Regions from separate parts of the Homo sapiens genome. Here region 2 is linked to region 1. Evidence: read pairs that join two places in POLR2A ChIA-PET (ENCODE). Cell type or tissue: Panc1. All regions are shown on one strand. Each heading gives the region's core, and the rest is flanking DNA. Links, peaks and the distances in the headings are about the cores only. Region 1 overlaps LAMP2 (lysosomal associated membrane protein 2). Region 2 overlaps KIAA1210.

Region 1 (2,815 bases), core at 316-2,815:
TGCTGAACTGCACTACCACTGCCAAGTGTGAAATTGAAGCTTGCTCTGCTGGCCTTGTTGCCTGGGAGCTTGATCCTGCTTCTGTTACTCCACACCTGTCTCCCTCCCTGTTCCATTCCTGGCTCCATTTGCAGCCCTCCTTTCAAAGTGTGGGGTGGATACCTTTGTTAGGCAGAGCCTAGCACAAGTGGTCCTCCTTACTGCAAGGGAGTCTGGGAAAGCAAGTATCCAGTGTTTTCAGCTTTTATAGTGGGTGGTGATTTCTGCCAGAAATTGTAACAAGGGGACAAGGGGTGTTTCAGATTTGGGGCAGCCAAAAAGCGAGCAAAATCCATCTTTGAGGTGAGCATTTAGGCCAATAGAAGAAAGTAGATTTCAAGTGTTAGGAACAATAGAAGCCCAGGGTAGAGGTTGAATAGAGTATGGCATTTGAGCCCAGTGGAAACAAGTTTAACTGGATTAAAGGGTGTGCTCTGGGAAAATAGTTTGAGAAAAGTTGAAGGAATAGGATGGGACAAGATTAAAGATTACTTTGAAAGTCAGGCAGAGGAATTTAAATTTCATATGGGAATGTTGGAGCCAGTAAAAGTTTTTGAACAAGAAAGTGTCCTAAAAGGAAATGGTACTTAAGGATTATTAATCTGGCAGCACTTCTAGGGGTATCTAGGCATTTTCTGTCATAATTTAGGTGTGGGGTGATAGATTGGGAGTAGAAATAAAAGACAAAGATTGTATTTAAGAGAAGATTTGAAGGAAAAAAATCAATAGGACTTCTTGAAGAGAAAGAAGTAGAGGCTATTTCTGAAACTGAGCTTGAGTGACTGATCCCACTCTTCATTTAGAGCTAGCAAAGCTGAGGAGGGACCCAGTTTGGAGGAAGCAGAAGAATGAATTTTAGTTTGGGAATTGCTGAGTTTGAGGTGAGAGATATTGAGTAAAAGTGGTCCCTGTGCAGTTAGAGTTGGGGACCAAGAAGTGGAAAGAATTGCACTCAGGCAGAAAGGCTGTGAAGGGAATGGAACAGAGTGTGCCAGAACCCTCAGGGTGTTTCTCAGCTCTTGTTTACGGGCCACCAGGTATACTATCTTGAATTTAATTTTAAGTGATACGTTTGAACCACAACCTCTACCTTTTGTTTCATAAAACGTCAGTTCTCACACCCTAAGACACATTGATGCAAGCTATCGATGCTATTACTATTTTACATGGTCTTCTTCCTGTTATTCTAATATATTTGGAAAGAAAATGATTAATACATGTGAGGCTTTTCTTGGTAATTTTCAATACTTTTGAATGTTTTGAATACAAGGAGAATAATATACTAAAGCTAGAGACCTTAAACAAGACCGAGAAAAGACTGCATATAAAAAGCAAACCTCCAGTTCATTAAAATTGTAAGTTGGAGCTCTTGGCTCCATGGCAGGGAGCCTTGGATCAGTAAGTATAACAGCTCCCTTCCGTATTGTACTTAGAAAAGAATGATCATAAAACCTACTTAGGCCTCACAAGGTCTTTTTGAGCCTTAGCCAATGCATTTAGTCACTGTCAGTAACCACAAGCTTTAGTATAATATTCTGGCTTGCAAAGCAGCCAGGTCTCCAGAGCATGACGATAGGCTCTTCTATACAACTTGAAAGCTGTTGCTGAGGCATACCTTCTTGATATTCCTCTTAGCACTTTTCTCTAGTCTATAGCAAGTCTGTACCTGTAGATGACAGTGGATTGCTCAGATATTATTAAAGAGTATGCAAGTATCTTAACAGGAAACAGCTTACCCTTTGGGTAATGTGTGATACAGTGAAGAAAATCCCTTAAATGGTTGCCCAATATTTATGCTGCTGGCATGTTTGCTGGGATATTTTTTCTCCTCTGAATTAGTATTTTGAGTCCTTGGGCTCTTCAGTTTAATAGATAATGTTTCTATGTTTAAGTGTAGAAGATCCACCATGTTAGCTGAAAAGTTCCAAGGCTTTTCTGTCTCTGTAACATTTCTCTGCCTAAAGAGGTAGCAGGTTGAAAATTTAGGAAATAACTTTGCGTCAAAAAATTCATCAGCCTTTCTAATCAATTCGATTTTAAAGTGAAACAGTGATGAACTTTGCATTTATCAGAATTCATGTTTTTCTCATGGATTTAACAGCCCTTTGCAACTCTGCTTCCTTGGTTACATGATAGAAAGAGTATCTGATCACATCAGAATAAAATCGTTTGGGAAGACATCCGTGTGTCATAGATTATGTAGCTTGCAACAGGATTTAAAGCAAAAAGATGGTAGAATATCGGATCTATCATTATTTTTGCAGTGAATGTTTCACCAGCTGGTTTGAGAGAAGTTTTACACCCCTACCAGGCTTCCTCTTACCTCATTTACCGCAAAAACCACAAGTCCTAACAGGCAAACTGTAATTGCCTAAAACAAAACTAGTAAGGTATAAATGCATGTGGAAATGATTATTTGAAGGCAAAAGGCAAATAAATGTCACCAGTCTGAGCCATGACCTAAGCATCCTAGGTCTAGTAACCATTCTTTTGGTAAGGGATAATGCCAACTTTTTTATCAATAGGATTCTGTTAAAAATACAAAGAAAAACAGTCAGCAGGATACTGTATCTATACACATACATATATGTATATACACATATATGTATATATATGTATGTGTATATATAGATATAAAATACTTTTGTTTCATTTTAGAGCTGGTTGAACTTCAGTGGTGGGTAGAGCTTGTTTTTAATTTATATAATTTTTGTAGTACAATTTTAAAATATTATTTTTTTAAATGAATCCAGGAGCTGTGCGGTCTTATGCATTG
Region 2 (2,815 bases), core at 158-2,657, 1.3 Mb after region 1:
CATTTTGTTAATTTAGGAACATAAAAATGTGTTAATGTACAATTTTTCTGCTCATACAATGATTGTTTGTTGAATTCATTATTACAGCCTAAATAGTTTATTAGACATGTTTTTATCCAGTTAGTCAGTGTTTATAGATTGTGTCACAAATGGCTATTAGCTGCTGACTCTCTTCTCCCTGTCTTTGCTGGATTATTAGAAGCAGGTTTGCAACTCAGGAATTGCTAGGGAATCCTAGCTTTGCTTTCCTCTCTTCCACTATGGGATTTTGAAGCAAGAGGGGCAACAATTGCTGTGTTTCTAAATCTTCTGAGCATAAAGTTGTTCCCCTTTCAGAAGGCCAGAATGAGATCCACCTGTCAAGAATCAATAAATCGTCTGGGCACAGTAGCTCATACCTGTAATCCTGGCACCTTGGGAGGCAGAGGTAGAAGGATCTCACTTCCTTGCCCAGGGGAGAGTACAGTGGCATTGTCATAGCTCACTGCAGCTTCAACCTCCTGGGCTCAAGCAATCCCCCTGTTTCAGCCTCCTGAGTAGCTGGGAGTGCAGGCACTAACCACCACCCCCAGCTAATTTTTCTTTTCTTTTCTTTCTTTCTTTTTTTTTTTTTTTTTTTTGAGATGGAGTCTCACTCTGTCACCCAGGCTGGAGTGTAATGGCTGGATCTGGGCTCACTGCAAGCTCTGCCTCCCGGGTTCGTGCCATTCTCCTGCCTCAGCCTCCCGAGTAGCTGGGACTACAGGCACCTGCCACCGCGCCCAGCTAATTTTTTGTATTTTTAGTAGAGACGGGGTTTCACCGTGTTAGCCAGAATGGTCTCCACCTCCTGACCTCGTGATCCGCCCGCCTCGGCCTCCCAAAGTGCTGGGATTACAGGCGTGAGCCACCGCGCCCGGCCTTTTTTATTTTCAATACAGATGAGGTCTGGCTATGTTGATCAGGCTGGTCTCGAACTCCTGAGCTCAAGCAATCCTCCTGCCTTGGCTTCCCAAAGTGCTGGGATTACAGGTGTGAGCCACCATGCCCAGCCTTAAATATTTTATTATTGTAGAAATTATTTTTTTCTGAAAACACTTTTAAAAGGGATCTTGCAGAAAATATACGTTTCCTATTTCATTTTCATTTTTTATTCTTTCTCTCTTTAGGTAGAATTGCCAAGTTTTCCCAACCATGCCCCTATATAGGCAAATTCTAGTAGATAAGAAATTGCCCAAGTCATCCAAAACAGAAATTACTTAAGCAGCAATTATCAAGCAAACAGTTCTATAATCTTTCGTTGCTCTACTCCATGCTGGCTTCTGCCTCCAATTATGCATATTGTACAGTTCACTATTCAGTTATAGATATGGGGCTGCTTCTAATGAGATAGAATTGAATCCAGCCCTGATAAACAAGTAATTACTGAGTCCCTAACACTAGCTCACATTTATTGAACACTTACTACATGCCAGATCATATGCTAAGCTCTTTACCTATGTCATCTATAATTTGCATCAACTCCTTATAAGGGCCAGTGTTTAAATTATCGTATGCTGAAGGATGACTCTGTTCAGTGGTCTCAAGTCAAAGGAAGTGACAAGCTGTGTTGGTATTCTGCGCTCCCCAGTGGACACAGCTGTTACTGCATGCCTTGCACTGTGCTAGTTGCTAAGGGGGATGCTAAGGAGGGCTTGCCTACAGCCTTGATGTAGGGGCGGTAGCTAAGACATAGGGAGCTATAACTTCTTTCTTTCTCACGGATACCCAGAACATGGTAAGTACTTGACCTTAATAAATATTTGTTGAATAGATGAATGAACGAATGAATGAGTGAGGAGGCTAAGAACATTCAGATGCAAAACTTTTGATGCTAACAGCCAAGTTTTAGGTGTTCAGAAGATAGAGAGAAGCATGAGTTTCACTGATTGGTGGGAAACTGGACTTAAGGCAGGCCTTGAAGTTTAGGAACCTTTACCCTGGCAGGCTCAGGAGTAATCGGTGCACAAATAAGTCATAGCATTTCAAAGCTAAAGGAACTCTAGTTCAGCATTTCTCAAAGTGTTTTTTGCCAGACATTCCGCTTACATACATTGGGAGATAATATTGTTGCCTGGTTTCTTGGAACTTCACCATATACATAACCATTTTGAAGTTTCAGAAAAGTTTTGTTGAAAAGCAGGCTACTGAACTTTGTCTAATCCAGAATTTTCCAGATTGACTGGACTACGGATCCCTTTCTCATACAACAAATCTTATGAGCATCCCTCTGAACACACTTTGGGAGATGCTGATCAGGTGCAATTCTTTAATTTTCCTGCTGAGTCCCAGAGAGGTTGAGTGACCTACTCCAGGTCACAGAGCTAATTGATAGTGAATTCAAGCCTAGGATTCCAGAATTTTCTGACTCTTGGATGGTGCTTTCCATTACACCATTAAGCCTTTCATGATGGCTGCTGCATTGGCAACTCCCTTGTCTGGACCCTTCATTGCCAGCACAGAATTGCTGTGCTGATGAGACCTTCTGGAGACCAGACAGTTGAGACTTGGAATGAGACAACTTAGTTGGCACTTGTTGCATGTGAAATCAATAAGAGCTAATTCCTTCCCTTTGAAGAATGCAGCACGAGCCCTCTCCCCCTTCTCCCCTTTAGTTTCTTAATAAGCACAATAAAGACATATGTGCTTATTAAGAAACTAAAGAGGCCCGGCGTGGTGGCTCATGCCTGTAATTGTAGCACTTTGGGAGGCCAAGGCGGGTGGATCACTTGAGCCCAAGAGTTCGCGTTTGAGACTAGAACTCAACTCTAGTTCTAGAACTCAACTCTAGTTTCTA

What was found. Peaks named below come from ENCODE experiments on the same cell type or tissue, not always from the same donor. Only the 100,000 strongest peaks of a DNase experiment are listed, where the experiment ranks them.
Region 2: POLR2A ChIA-PET joins it to region 1 with 12 read pairs; 1 of 35 experiments calls an interaction of 5 or more read pairs at or near these places.

The regions. Positions count from the first base shown.
Region 1 is chrX:120,456,747-120,459,561 of GRCh38, reverse strand. LAMP2 (lysosomal associated membrane protein 2) reads left to right here. Exons shown (of 9, transcript NM_002294.3): 2 at 2,793-2,815. Among named protein-coding and RNA genes, the nearest start is that of LAMP2, 11 kb to the left of the region's middle. In Panc1, for the core only: no CTCF peak of the experiment used is centred there; a DNase peak (open chromatin) is centred at 1,547.
Region 2 is chrX:119,117,781-119,120,595 of GRCh38, reverse strand. The region is part of intron 2 of KIAA1210; the gene reads left to right. Among named protein-coding and RNA genes, the nearest start is that of KIAA1210, 8.6 kb to the left of the region's middle. In Panc1, for the core only: CTCF peaks have their summits at 1,427 and 1,628; a DNase peak (open chromatin) is centred at 1,595; H3K27me3 peaks cover 383 bases.